Linked DNA regions of Mus musculus: region 1 is linked to region 2. The links are chromatin loops, found by intact Hi-C in ENCODE. Cell type or tissue: heart. All regions are shown on one strand.

The links. A loop is a pair of places that touch in the nucleus more often than their neighbours do. Peaks named below come from ENCODE experiments on the same cell type or tissue, not always from the same donor. Only the 100,000 strongest peaks of a DNase experiment are listed, where the experiment ranks them.
Region 1: it touches region 2 in a loop (15-fold over the local background); 22 of 42 quality-filtered maps call a loop at or near these places.

What each region holds. Positions count from the first base shown.
Region 1 is chrX:108,534,143-108,542,142 of GRCm38, reverse strand. No RefSeq gene overlaps it. Among named protein-coding and RNA genes, the nearest start is that of Brwd3, 300 kb to the left of the region's middle. In heart, a CTCF peak has its summit at 4,942 (motif pointing right); no DNase peak of the experiment used is centred here.
Region 2 is chrX:107,812,374-107,820,373 of GRCm38, reverse strand. 2610002M06Rik (RIKEN cDNA 2610002M06 gene) reads left to right here and starts at 4,040. Exons shown (of 8, transcript NM_025921.3): 1 at 4,040-4,239. The coding sequence starts at 4,224. Tent5d (terminal nucleotidyltransferase 5D) reads right to left here and starts at 3,897. Exons shown (of 6, transcript NM_001163104.2): 1 at 3,733-3,897; 2 at 619-688. In heart, a CTCF peak has its summit at 3,970; a DNase peak (open chromatin) is centred at 4,053; H3K4me3 peaks cover 1,745 bases; H3K27ac peaks cover 1,239 bases.

The sequences.
Region 1 (8,000 bases), 720 kb before region 2:
CCAGAAAGATAAAATAATGCCCAAACAAATCAAGGTGAGTAATCTTAAAAGGTTATAAATATATATCAGAATTGCTTTATTTTGTTTTGTATATTGTTCAACTATTTATGGTTGTTCAGTTTGTTTCTGTACCTATTCTATTGTGTTCTTTGTTACCCACAACCCATACATTTTCTTCTTTTCTTCTTTATTCCGATCTCTTCATCACACCCTATGCTTTCTTCTTTTTAGTCTGTTTTCCTTACCAATATGTCAAATACCTATTTCTATTTACATGCCTTCCTCTATTTGTCTGTTGCTAAAATACTAATCAATAGACAATAGCTTATTTTCCTTTCTTTCCTGTGTTTAGTTCCTGATACCTTAGTCTGCACTTTAATAGCCTTGTAAGAACAAGGCTTGCACTGCCCCACCCAAATTATCAGAGTTACAAAGGGATTATTGTTTTGAATTAACTTATACTGTATCTTTTGCAGGCTTATCCACCATTTGCAGTTGCTACTGCAGAGTTAGCATTTTACTCTCAGAATCTTACTGGAGATTGGGCCGAGTGTGTGGGCTGAGTGTGTGGACTGAATAGATAGTTACTGAGCTCCACTTCTAGTTCAGTGGCGGATGAATTATACAACAGCCATCCTACAAAATAGTTACACCCAAACACTACAAATATGTATGTCATCTGAAATAAAACAGTCATGTAATTTTTAGCCAATGAGCTTACTTAGATGTACAAATGCCAACAAAGAAACACTGTAAGTGTGAAAAACCAGGACAGTGTGACACACCCAAAGGTTATCAATTCTATAATGATGGATTCTAATGAGTATAAAAGAGATAAAAATCCAAAAGAATTTTTAAATTTTAATTTTCAAATCTCCACAAACAATAATTGAAGCAAAGATTTGCTTCTTTTAACAAGATAAAGAGAATTGCCAAAGCCTTAGCCAAACAGAGAGACACGATAACCCAAGTCAATAAATTAGAGTTGTAAACAGAGGATTTAGAGTAGAAACTAATGAAGCTAAGAGGATTATTATGGCTTAAACTTTTATAATAAAATTTTAAAAATGTAATAGAAGTAGATAATGAAAAACAAAATGCACCCCCTCAAAAGCCTAGGGACAGATGGATGTACTGTTGAATTCTATCTGATATTTAAAGAAGAAACTATAGGTTTTGCTCCTCAAAGCATTCCTTAAAATGGAATAAACAGGAAGGAAGACAGCAGAAAACTATAGACCAATTTACCAGATGGACAAAGATGTAAAAATTCTTTTCTTCAGCTCATGTTTTTAACTTTAATTTTAGAAGATTTTATTTATTTTACTTTATACATACAGATGTTTAGCCTACATGCATATATATGCTATGAGCATACCTGTTGGATCACTGGAATTGGATGTTTGCAAACAATTATGTGAGTTCTGGGAATAAAACTGGCACCTCTGGATGAGTAACCAGTGTTCTTAACCACTGAGCAATCTCTACAACCCTAATGTAAAAATTCTTAACAAATGTGTGCAAATCAAACTCAGCAAAACATCAAAAATTACTGACCATAATCAACTTGGCTTAATTCTAGAGTTATAAGGATGTCTTGACATACACAAAACAGAACCTAAATAATTTCAGGGAGAAAATGGTGTCACGACATCATTTCAATAGATGTAGAAAAGGACACTGATAAGTCAATGGGTAGGAAAAGTCATAGACACTGTAACCGGTTTTTCTTATTGTGCTATATGGTCATGTTGTCAAAATAACTTCCAAATGTTTATATTTATACTCATAGAAATAATTTCAAAAATCGTATTAAAGCATGAAAGAACTTGAGTAGCCAAATCAATTCTGAGCAAAAAGAATAATGTTGGAGCCATCACTATACCTGATTTCAAGCTGTTCTGTAGAATCATGGTAGCAAACCCAGCATGATGTTGGCATGGAAACAGATACAAACCCCAAAGAAATAGAATATAGAGTACCCAGAAATAATTCTATATAGGTTCAACAACCTGGTTTTCAAAAAAAGTGCCAAAAATATGCTTTGGATAAATGAAAGTCTTTCAACAAATTGTAGTGGGGATATTGGATACAGAGAAGTAAACACGGGAAAAACACTTGACGAAATAGAGATGGGACCTTTCTAAGAAGGAAAGGAACTCAGGAAATAAAACCACGAATTAACACATCCTAATATAAAGTTAAAAATCCTCTGTTCATCTAAAAAACAATGAATCAAGAGATGACCTACAGAATTAGAGGAAAAACTTCAATAACTGTACATTTGGCAGTTGATCAAAATCTGAAGCTAAATAAACAAGAACTATCAAGAAAGCAAACAGCTCAATCTATATATATTGGCTAGTTAAATGATGCAGCCATTTCCAAAGAGGAAATACAAATGGCCAATAAACACATGAAAAAAATGTTCAAGATCCTTAGGCATCAGAGAAATCCAAACTAAATTCACATTGAGAGTCTATTCCACTCTGGTCACAATGGTTCTCATTAAGAAAGCAAGTCACAAGAAATCCTGTATAGGAAGTGAAAAACAAGGCACCCTTATATGCTGTTGCTGGCAATATAAATTATTAGTTCATGAACTGTGGAAATCAGAATTATGGCTCCTCGAAAGCTTAAAAATACAACTATTATGTGATCCAACCACCTCACATCTAGGTAAATATTTGAAGGACTCAAAATTAGTAGACCAGAGAGACACTTGTATATCTATGTCGATTGAGGCACTATTCAAAATAGCTAAGTGGCACCAGCTTAGATGCTTTTGAACAGATAAATAGATACAGAAGATGGGTAATACACATGAAACTAAATATTTTCAGACAAGAAGAGCAAAATTATGTTCTTTTCAGAAATTAAATGCACCTGGAGACCATCACATTGAACAAAATAAGTCAGATACAAAAAGACAAATATCACATGATTTCTTTCATTTGTGTATGCTTGATTAGGGAATCATTAAGGCCTGAGATAGTGGGTATTTTGACAACAGCAAAAACCCCATTACCAATCTAGAAGCTCTGTGATCATTCTTGTGGCTTCTGGATTTTAGAAAGTATTATTAAACCTTACTCAAAGACGTAGAAGAAAACCAACTTGCACCTAACCAGAAAATGGCTTTATTAAAAATATTTCCATGGACAAGAAGATTTCAAATAAATCTTCTAACTTAGAATATAAGGAAGGAATGTTTTGTGAGGCTTTGGAAGGGGAGTGCAGTCAACTTTCAGTAAGATGCTAGCTCAGAACATATAAGTACAGATGGTATTGAAGCAGAGGGCTTATGTTGAAGACTAAAAGCCATTATTATTATTATTTTATTATTATCTTTGTTATTACTATTTTAGATTTTCAAGACAGGGTTTCTCAATTCCTAGAACTCAGTCTGTATACCAGGCTGGCCCTGAACTCAGAGAGCTGCCTCCCTTTGCCTCCCAAGTACTGAGATTAAAGGTACACACCACCACCTGTTTACTATTATTTTTAAAATATCTGTATTATACTTATTTATTGTGTATATGTGTATATGCACACACATTCCAGGTTGCATGGGTGGAAGACAGAGGAAAAACATTCTAAGTGGTATGACTTCATAGAGTTCCTCAATTATTATTGCTGTGAACTGGATACCTTTATTACTAGACAAAACAAAACAAAACAAACCAAACAAACAAACAAATAAACAAAACCCCCCAGAACTCCCAATGTAGAAAATTTAAAGACTCAAAAAACTTTAATATTGTCAGAACAATTTATTCATAGACAGGAAAAGCTTCTACCTCATGAGAAAATGTATAAATAATAAGAACATTGTGGAGAAATGACATAAATAAGACTCTAAAACTTTTAGGCTCTGTCTAAACTCCATAGTATTCCACGGATTATAGATTTGACAGATGGTGTATAGACCGGATAAATCTTCTGGGATGCATTGTAATCTCCCCAGCCATTGCTAAAATATTTTTCTATTTTTTTTCTTTGTTGACAGGCTCTTTTTTTTAATTTTTAAAAGTTCTTTTTTTTTCATTAAATTCTGTATTGATTTTACATCCCTATTGCAGCCCCCTCCTGGTCCACACCTCACACTTCCCTCTGAGTAGATGGAGGCTCCTCCGGGTATCACCCCACTGACATGCTACATTTTATCAAGAGCAAATTGTGATTACCAATTATTTCTCATGGCCCTTTTCTTCCTCCTTCTCCTACTCCTCATCTTCCTCTTGTTCTTGTTCTTCTTCAAAATAAATGTAACATTAATGACTTTAAAGCTATTTGAACATAAGTAAAAAAAAAAAACAAGAACAAAAACAAAAATCCCAAACCCAATAACCCTACCATTGAATATAAGCAACACAGAATCACTGTTCTTGTGTTTTCTGGCAAGATTTTTTTTAGTGAGTTATATATTTGATTTATTCTGTTGGAGCTGCTTTATAAAAGTAGGTTCTGCTGTGAGTATCAACCATACTTACATGCAGACTTCATGCTCAAATGTAGATGATCAATGAAAATCAGATTTAATGACGTTTTAAAAAATGTGTGTGTGTGTGTGTGTGTGTGTGTGTGTGTGTGTGTGAGAGAGAGAGAGAGAGTGAGAAAAAAGGTGAAGTTTTATGGGTTTGGAGGGGGGAGGTCTTGGATGATCTGTCAAAGATGAAAGAGTATAATAAAAATATTGGATACAAATTTCAAAAAAAAAAAACAATCTAGTCCTTTATGTTTCAGTAATAAATTATCGTGGAAACTCATCATATCTCTATAAAATGTCTTATCCTATTTTGTAACATCCATCAGCACCCAAGAAAATGCTGATGTGTAAAAGTAAAGGCTTTAGTCTTGATCATTACTATCTCAGAACCAGAAAATACCCCAACTTGGTTCCTTCTCATTCATCTTTGACTGCTATTACGATTGCTGCCACAAGGTGGCAGTAATGTAAACAGACAGGTAAACCGCTGAAAACTGTCCTTTATTTATGGTGTCCTGAGCACTGTGTCACAAAGACTTAGCAAGCTGGAAACCCTGTGAAACTCCTGAAAACTGAAGAAAGATGTTACTGCCACTATATCATGTCATGTCTGTGGCAGTAGACTCTAGAAAGTACAGAGACAAAAGGAGCAGTGTTTTGTTGTTGTTATTTGTTTTTGTTTTTGTTTTTTTTTCATTGTACTAAGTTGGGCCCTCTGTCACTGATTCCTTCCCAGACATGAGTCTTGTAAATGCTATTCTAATTTATTTCTTAGCGGCTGAGCATTCTTTCTTGCTTCTTTATTAAGTAAAAGAACCTGGAGTTTGTTACTGAGATGCATATCTTTTATTGCAACGGAGATGACTCAACTTTAGTGCTGTGGCTAAGAGAGTTGATAAGTATGGAAATAGAATACTGAGAGATCAAAGTTTCTGAAATCATATTTATTGGGGCACCATTTACAAGTAAGACCTACTTTATTAAACAGTTGAGGGCTTTTTAAATATTCATACAGGTATACCAGCATCATTAGAATCTAATTTTAGAATATTTTTATCTCCCTCTAAACAAACACCATACCCATTAGCAGCCACACTGTATTTCTTATCAAACCATCTAGCTCTAGGCAACCACTAAGTACTCTCTGTGTCTAGATGTACATATAATGACATTTCACATGAATGGAGTAGTATAATATTTAATCTTTTGTTTGGTTTTTTGACTTAGCATATTTTCAATGCTCATCATGTATCAGCATGCTTCAGTGCTTCATTCTTTTATACATCACTGAGTACCAATTCATTTGAAAGAGAAAAAAAACACAAATCTCATTTGAAAACTCAGGGAAGTTATGAGAGGCAAAGCCAAAGATGTTTATTAATTCATCATATTATAGATGTTTGGCTTATTACTATCTTGGGTATTATGAATGATACTGTAACGACCATTTGTTTACAATATATTGAGTATATGTTTTAAGTTTCCCTGAAAGTAAAATACTGTCACTGGGGCTGGAGAGTTATTTCAGCAGTTAAGAACAATGGTTGCTTTCCCAGTGGACCTGAGTTTGGTTCCCAGCATTCACATGGCACCTCATAAACACAGATAACTCCAGATCCAGGGGATTATATCTTCCTCTGGTCTCCATGGGCACTAGGCACACATTTTGTGCACATAAATACATGCAGGCAAAACACAAATAAACATAAAATTAAAAAGAAATGCACACAAAATTAAAAAAGAATTCTGGTTCTTATGGTAGCTATATGTTTAGCATTTTAAAGAATTACCACTCATTTTTGATGTGGCTGTACACTATCATTATTGCCAGTAACTGTGTTTGAAGCTTCCATTTATTCCACTCTTTTTGTCAATACATGTCATCTATATTTGGAATGCTGCGATCCTAGTGAATGTGAAGTGGCATTTTATTATAGTTACGATTTACATTTACTGCATGACTAATAATATTATATTTATGTACTTATCAGCATTTTTCATTTCATTTAATTTGTAAAAATTTACCTTTATATTATTAGTATTGTCTTTTAATTGTTGAGTTAGAATATGATATATGTAAATTAAAGTAAGCTACAACTTCAGTGTAATTTAATAAAAATTACCACATTACTCTTCAAAATAAATAAAAAAAAAACAATCTTAAAATTCAATAGAAGGACTAGTGAGTTGGCAAAGCAACAAAGACACTTAGCATCAAATCTTTTTTCCCCATTTTTTATTGGATATTTTCCGTATTTACACTTCAAATGTTATCTCCTTTACCCGTTTCCCCTCCTGAATCCCCTATCCCATCCTCCTTCCCCAGCTTCTATATGGGTGCTTCCCCTACACCCACACACCCACCCCCACTTCCCTGTCCTGGCATCCCCCTACACTGTGGTATCAAACCTTCACAGGACCAAGGGCTTCTCCTCCTATTGATGACAGACAGTACTATCCTCTGCTACAAATGCCGATGGAACCATGGGTTCAAAGCCCCTAGTTATCAGAGAAATGCAAATCAAAACGACCCTGAGATTCCATCTTACACCAATCAGAATGGCTAAGATCAAAACCTCAGGTGACAACACATGTTGGAGAGAATGTGGAGAAAGATGAACACTTCTCCATTGCTGGTGGGATTGCAAACTGGTACAACAACCACTCTGGAAATCAATCTGGAGGTTTCTCAGAAAACTGGAAATAGGTCTCCCTGAAGACCCAGATACACCACTTTTGGGAATATACCCATAAGATGCCCCACCATGCCACAGGGGCACACGTCCACTATGTTTATAGCAGCCTTGTTTGTGATAGCCAGAAGCTGGAAACAACCTTGATGTCCCAGGACAGAAGAATGCATACAGAAAATGTGAATACTACTACAAGGGAATAATACTCAGCTATTAAGAGTGAGGACATCCTGTGTTTTGCAGGCAAATGGATGGATCTAGAAAATATCATCCTGAGTGAGGTAACTCAGACCCAAAAGGATGTGCATGCTATGTACTCACTAATGAGTGGATATTAGCAATAAACAAACAAACTAACAAACAAACAAAAATTTAAAAGGTGCAGAATACCAAAGATACAGTACACTGAACTCAAAAAGATCAACAAGCTGAAGTGGCCAAGAACGAACACCTTGGTCCCACTTGGGAGAGAGAAGAAAGCAATCATAAGTGAGGGAGATGGAGGGACCTAGGGAGGAAACTAGATGGCGGTGTTATTGAAGGGAGAGTTGAACCTGATCTGGTATTGGGTGAGGGAAAAGGACTGAAGCCCTGGGGCCAGCAGAATTAATGTAAATAGGCAACCTCAGGAAATAGGAGGTTGGGGGGATCCCCCAGAATCCACCAGAGACCTAAGAGGTAAGAGACTCTCGGGAATCCAAAGGAGGGACCTTAGATGTAATGCTTGAGAGGGAGAGGGAACTTACAGAGTCCACCTCCAGCAGAATGTCAGGGCATTAAGTCAGGGATGGGGTTGCCATCCCACAGTCACATCTCTG
Region 2 (8,000 bases):
GGTGAAGATTGAGGCCAGAAATGATAGGAAGCATCCTATCTACTATAAGATAACCCCATCTCCAAAAGAAGTATCCAGCGTCAAATGCCTATAGCAACATCTGAGAAACCTTTATCCAGAGATAAAATGGGTGGATCTATAAGAACCATGCAGCACTTCTCTTGCCTCTGCTTCCTGAGTGCTAAGTTTCCAGGCCTGGAACAGCACAACTGACCATATTGATTATGTTTAAAGTATTTTTGATCTGGCCTTCAGGATAACACTATCTACAAATCACTGAATATATAGATAGATAGATAGATAGATAGATAGATAGATAGATAGATAGATAGATAGATATCATTATTACTAAATGACTAAATGTAGTAAAATACAGAGGAATCAAATATTTATCAAGACTTTTAGTTGTAGCTCTAATCAATTTACCAGATAAAATAGTAAGTGCCATGTGAATGACTTTGATAGAATTCTGACTGGAGAATTAGACTAGGGTAAAGAGTTGTATAGTTACAACAAAGTAGTAAAAAATTAACTATAGGTAAATATACAGGTTCAGTGGCTTCTAAATGGAATATAAGAATTCAAGACAGGTTTTTAAAAGAGCTATCTTTTCCTTACTTTGTCTTCATCCACACTTCTCAAAAAAAATCTTTTACTTCTCCACTTAACAATTTTCTTCAAACAGTGCCTGCATGATAAAATAATAAAGAAAAGAGCTTATTTAATAGTGGGTTTCTCTGCACATTTATGCCCATATTGAAGAATTTCTCAATCATGCAATTTTCAAAATTATTGTGGAATCATTCTAAAGTAGAAAGTATCTCTAATAACAGCAAATGCTTTATTCTTCCTTATCATATCATCTTTTAAGAATCAATCAAATCTTTTAGTGGTAAAGTGTAATTTTAATTTGATTAGTCAACTATTCAAAAGGTTTCCTGACAGGGAAATTTATAAGTCTTGATTGCTTTGTGAGAATCCGAGGTTACCAAAAATATTCTTCTGATAATATATATATATATATATATATATATATATATATATATGTATATGTATATATATAACCATCAAATATCACCCTTTATTATTTAAATAAGAAAGAAATCTTAACACAAAGAATAAATATCTACATATTATTAATGATCCAATGTTTATTTTTCTCTTTATAGTCATGTGAATTTTGCAATCAACTTTTCATCTTGTCTCCTAGAAACATTTCTCATTTTATAAACATAAACTGAATGAGTTTTAGGTCACCTATGTCAACCAATCAGACCTATTCCTTTTGTTTGTATTAGTTTTGCTAATTTTATTTCTTTCAGGCGAATATTTTTTTTAAATCATCATACTATGTACTTCTGGCTGACCTAGGCCTTCGTATTTAGACCAGGATGACCTCAATAGCAGCACTTCTCTTGGCTCTGACTACTGAGTGCTAAGTTTCTAGGCCTGGGACACCACACCTGAACATATTGCTTCTGTTTAAACTATTTTTCATCTGCTCCTCTATTTGCCTTAGCAAATAGACCTTTATCTCTTCAGTAGCTCCTCTAATCTCTTCCATCAGTTACTTGAATAGTTCTTTGCTAGTACAATTTGCAAATGAAATCTGAAATGGCAGAACAAAAAGTTTTTCCTATTACGAACTAGAACGCTTCTCACTTTATACTTCTCTAGCATTTCCAAAACAGAAGTTATTTCTCCATAGAGAAGCTGTAAAGATTGCACACCAGTTAAGACAATTTGTTTCTCCTGAACTCCTGTACAGCTAGCCTGTTGTACATATTCAAAAGAAGTGCATTAGAAACCTAGGAGACCAGGTTGTAACAAGGCTATTTGTTCAAAACATGCTTATGCAAATCATCTTTTAAAAGCTTTGGTTGTTGTTCTTATTATTTTTGTCACTATTTTCTTATGGGTAAAGATGTCAACAATACCTGCTAAGGTTACTACAGAATATGAACTACTATATGAAGTAATTATGAGATCCTTTATAAACAGTTCAATTTCTTCTCAACTAAGGTATTAATTCAATAAAGAATTTATTATTATATACTTGAATATCCAATTATACTATGTAAATAGAGGAAAAATATTGACCTTTGGGTCCATCTCTGAATTTATTTTATCATAATTTAAAGAAGTTCAGATTATCCACCTGATGTTATAACAAGAACAGGAAATCTGAGAAAAATTATAAAGAGATACACTATTCCCATTCCTGGTGCATTCCTATTCTTTCCTGCAATGGAGCTTAGTTTCAATAAACCATTACATTTTCTAGTCACTTTAGTAAATTTTGCTAAAAAGCCACAAAAGCATTGTCACAAAGCAGTCAAAACAAATATTAATATTTAGTGTCTAGGATCTAAAGATTATTTTATAAATATTTTCACTTAAAATACTTATTCATGTAACTGACTCAATTATAAAACTGACCATGATTAAAATCAGATAGTCAAGAAAATATGAAGTTAACTTTGGGATTTAAAACATAAAAGACCTCATAAACGTAAAATACCTTCTAGGTGTTTAGTACAGACGATAACAGTTTTGTTTTGTTTTTTACTTAAGACAGACAGCAGCAGCAAACACTCTCTATAAACAAGGACCTTATAAAAGAGATACTTCTTGAAAAAGTTTATCGTTTGAAAAAAATTTTAATTTAACGTTTATTTTTATACATTGCATACCTATAACTCTAACAACAGCATTTTAAAACTCACATATGTTTAAGTTTTGGTAGGTTGTTCTAGTATTTATGGTTTTACTGAAGGAATGATGTTAAAAATAGTAAGTGCTAAGGGAAAGTCTTTCCAGACAGATATCTTTACCTTTAACCCCCAAAGGTAGTTTTCCAGCAATGAAGGCAACTGTTTAAGGCACACAGAGAACTGATGAAATTTCCAAAGCTTTCAGTTTCATAAGTCTTGTTCTCCAACTATAAAGTGAGATGCAAACCTAAAAATAACCTTTACACGGTTCTGCCTATTGAAATGATTTCTAGACTGTACTTCCCAGAACTTTGTATTGAGCAAGGGTTCTCTTTTTCTTTTAATGAAACACGGACAGTTAGAAAACAGTCTGAAGCTTTTTACCAACTATCATTAACACAAAATAATAAAATATTCACTTTTAAAGCCAGTTTTGTTAAAAAAAAAAAAAAGAAATAATCCTAAGGATAAAAAGTGTATGGCATTGTGCACATAATTCCACAGGTTGAATTTAAGAATGAGGTAAATGACAAACTTCTGAGATTTAGCAATTACGACAATTACACTAACTTTCAGAGTAATATATGTAATTTCTATGACACTAAAATTGAAATGCCACAAATCTGCTTAAAATTCCCTCTTTTCCTAAGTCCAGAGAGTGCTTCTAATAAATCCACCTCTGGACATTTCTGAAAGTCAAAGGAACGTAAAATACGCCAAGCTCTATCTACGACCACCCCCATTACTGCTCCCACCCATTATAGAGATTTTATATTAATTTTAGACCATACATCAGCTGTGCTTAAGAAAAATAAAATTAAACCAACTAATATGAGAAAAAATTTCGAAGCAACATTACCTCTCAAGTAGAGCCGGACTTTTCCTCCTTCCCCTTCAACCCTACAACTCTAAGGTTCAAGATTGTTTAAAAAACCTCAACATTACCCACCACACTAACCCCTCGAGCCGTTCTTTTACACTGTCAGAATTTTTAAAAAGTACTTTAAAAGTCCTATACCTTTGTCTTCACCCTTTAAGACTTAAGCTCTGAGAGAAAGGGATGAGGGACGACCAGGACTGTGTGAAATCTGAGGTACGAGGTGGGCGGAAGGCTAAGCGGCGTCCAGGTTGACAAAAGAAAGAACTAGAAGTCCGGTGGGATGCCGGACCAGGTTTAGCGCAGTTATCCTGAGCGCACGTGAAGCATCTAAGTGGGAGGGACCTAAGCTTCAGCTCTCGGACTCCACCGCCCCCAAGCGACCAGAGCCATCCTAACCGAAGCGACTCACTGCAGCCATGTTGGCGTCGTCCCAGTCCCGCCTCTCTAGCTCGTGGGACTCCACCCACCACGGGTTCTAAACCGAAACAGGAAGTGGGCTAGGATCCCTCGAAACCCGCTACAACCGCCACCCTCCGCGCGCCCAAGCGACCCACAACTCGCGGGTCCAGCCCCTGTCCCGCGTGTTACCTGCCCCTCCCCCTCCTCCCGCCCGGTGAACTCGAGAGATCATGTCGAACATGGAGAGTATCCTTTCTGTTGGTCAAGATGCTACCAGGGCCTTGGGGGCTGGGGAGGGGGGGGCGAAGGCAGGGGTGCTGGGGACACGCCCAGGGGCTTGACCCTTTGGGCCCGCACGTGGGGCGAGGGAGCTGTGATGCGGATGGGTAGGCTCCAGCGGCCTGGGGTTGGCCTTTTTTTTATTTTTTTTATTTTTCACCCTCCTCCTCGCTGCGGCCGCCGCCTCCGCCTCCGCTGCCATCCTCGAATGTGGGGAGGGTCAGAGGAGCCAGTGGACAGACAGAGATAATTGAGCCCGTACCGCCCCTTGTTGAGGATTTCTGTCACCTGCCTTATCAGTGAATTTTTGGCCTCTTTGAAATTGACAGGGAATGGTGCCAGGACCTAGGGGAGGCGACTGGAGTTTGCCTATGGCTCCAGGCGGAGGTGTAGGTTCTCAAAGCGTACGTGGACAAACTGCTTTTGGCGAACTGCCCTTTAATGACTGCAGGTGACTGGTGATGAGGTTGAGCGATTGCTACGAACCCTCCGAACTAACTGTGCTCGCTTTCTGTTCCCGCTGCATTCTAATTTAACACTTGAGGAAATTCAGGTTATTCCTGAAGCCATAAAGTCCATCAGCCAAACCTGTCTGGCCACTTGGGCAATTAGTAGGGGCTAAGAATAAAGCTTCCTGGTGACGTCATGAACACAATTTGGCTTTCTTTTTCTTTTTCACTACTTAAATTCCATCACAGAAGCTCCATGTTGCTGTAATTTTTGCTCCTTCCAGGGGTTGGCTTTAGAGAAAAATAAAATAAATTGCTTTTTCTTCAACTCCAAGATAGCAAAAAGATAAACCATGGGTTATGGTAACTGTTCTGTAGCTCGTGTTAAGCTCTTTTGGCGCTATTAGTCTATAAGCCTGAAGTACAGGTAAAAATGGTTTTTTGATGGGTTCAATTTTATGTCATCCAGTAAATCTTGCAGCACTAGTCAGGATATGCTGTACATTAAAGTGCTAGCCTGGAGGAAAGGTGCAGATCATGAAAAGATGACCAAGAGAGGTCCTGTTTCTACTGCATGTAAAAAAAAATAGTGACTGTAGTATAGTTTTAATATTAGCATAAAGTGACAAGCACTTTATTGAACTCTGAGTCAAAATATCAGTTTTATTTCCCAAGTTCCTTGAAACAACAGTTTTCTGAATTAAGGCATGGTGTTCATCCTCTGTCACCCACTTGACTCATTTGGGAAGCATATTGTCTCACCTTTCAACCCTAGAAAGGCATTTTTAAAGTAAAAAGAAATGGTAGTGCCTACTGAATTGTATTTTTGAACATAATCTGAAGTATTAGAGATTTGAAGAGCTTTAAAATTATTAGCTCTCTTTTTTTTTCCTAGAAAATTTGAAAGGATTAGAGGCAGTAGCTTCAAAAGCTTTTATTTCATGTTCTGAAAATATGGAAGCAGGCTATTTTTACTTTGTCTAGCCTGCCTTGTATTCCCAGTAACAAAATATGTAGTTACTATTTTTTCTTTCTTTCTTTCATTTTTGGTTTTGTTTGTTTGTTTCTTTGTTTTTGAGACAAGGTTTCTCTGTGCAGTTCTGGCTGTCCTGGAACTCACTTTGTAGACCAGGCTGGCCACCTGCCTCTGCCTCCCAAGTGCTGGGATTAAAGGCATGCGCCACCACGCCCGGCTGGCTGTTACTGTTTTTTCAATGAAAAGTTTTAACATGTTCATTTTCTAACTCCCAGAGTCCAGTCAAGTGCTGCTCCTATTTACATGGCTGTAGGCTCGTCCACGTCCACTCAGGCATGGGCAACCATTTGAAGAAAAGTGATTTCCCCCAACTGCAATAGCCTCAGTTGCTAGTACCTCCTCAGCTAGAGGTGGGGCCTGAGTAGTCCTTCTCCTCTTTTATCAGTGCTTGGATTTTAATGGGCTTGAACTTGTCTAGGTAGTGTACAGCTAACCATAACTTCTGGGTGTTCTTGTTGTGTATTTACTATAGCTAAGTCAGGTCCAAAACACTATATTGTATAATACTTCTTAAAAAATTAATATAAGTACATCTGTACCTAATAACAATGGCCTACTCTTTCATCTATTATGTAAAGTAGTAAGGTTTAACTTGATCCAAACTATATAACTACTCATCTTGGTTCATTTATGTGTAAACCAGACCCCCCCCCCCACACCCCCACCACAGTATAGCGGTAGGAAATAATATGGACTCAGACCTACCTTCCATAAATAACACGAAGTAAAATTTGAAAAACACCTTACCTTTTATAAAACGTAAAATTCTCACTGTACTGTTAGGAAGCTTGGCTGTGATTAAATAGTTTAGTTGCCTTTGATTAAGTATGTTAATCTCTTTGTACAATAGTAAAGCTCACTTTAAATTTTTAATTGAAGTCAGATTTAATTACTGTGACGTATATCTATAGGTCTTAGTGTTAAGTTAATTACAGGAATGAGAAATTAGTAGATAAATAATTAAGGGCTACTCCCATGGTCCGTGCTGTTGTTCCTCCCTTATTACCTCAGGTATATGTCATTTTAATATTGGAATTCAGTGTGATTCATTAACAGGAACTTTCTAGTTTTCTTAGTCTAAACTGATGTCCTTCCAAAGTCTAAGATCTTAGGACTAGCGTTTCCTACCAGTTACTCCTGTTCCTTTCTGCATCGTTATACCCTTTATTTAAGCATCTCTACCCTTAGAAGGTTGTTTACTTAACTCTTTCCTTAGACTATGAATTCCTGGGGAATGGGGCCATTTATCTTCAAATGCTCATTTGCATACACAGCGCTGGTCCCATAGTAGACAAAAAAATGAGCAAATGACTTTCTGTTAATAGTTAATTATTAATATAATTGAATTGGGATCTTTCTTATAGACCAAATCATATCATGGATACATGAAATTAAACATACTACTTCTATCTTTTAGCAGCTTTTGATCTGGGGCCAGAGGTCACACATCTGTGAATCTAAATACCAATTTAAAGTAACTCAGAATTCAGATGAATGCTAATGTGTAGACTTAGTTTAACATTGTATGCACAGTTTTGAATATTATTATGTCTGTTTTTCTGGCGACATTATCTGTAGCTATAATATTTTTAGGCATTCTGACTTGAGGGTGGTTACAGACCAATGAAGTAGATAATAAGTACTGGACATACTCAAGTTCAAAAAGGGAATGAAGGACTGGTATCACCTGGGGCTGTATTGCACAGAGCAATAGCTAGCTACTTAAAAATAGCTATTAGTAATTGCAGATCTTTTTTTTTTTTTTTTGGCTTTTTTGAGACAGGGTTTCTCTGTATAGCCCTGGTTGTCCTGGAACTCACTTTGTAGACCATGTTGGCCTTGAACTCAGAAATCCGCCTACCTCTGCCTCCCAAGTGCTAGGATTAAAGGTGTGAGCCACCACCGCCCAGCAATAATTGCAGATCTTATGAATCACTTTAAATCCTAAAACTAAACAAGTCACATATCAGAATCAGACTTGCCAGCGTTGATACACAATGTTGTGTTTTTATCAAAGCACTGTCAACATAAACAACCATCCTTGCTTCAAAGGGGATGACATAGTTTAATCTGAAGCCAAGTATGATTAACCATGGCTTAAGAACTTGGATTCAGATTACTGCAACCTGCTAATAGTTTAGTGGATTTTTATATAGCAACAGAATAAAGTTATAAATCAAGGCTCTTTTGCAATATATCTTTGGAGACATCAGATAGATGGTACAGCACAGCAGAAAAATCTC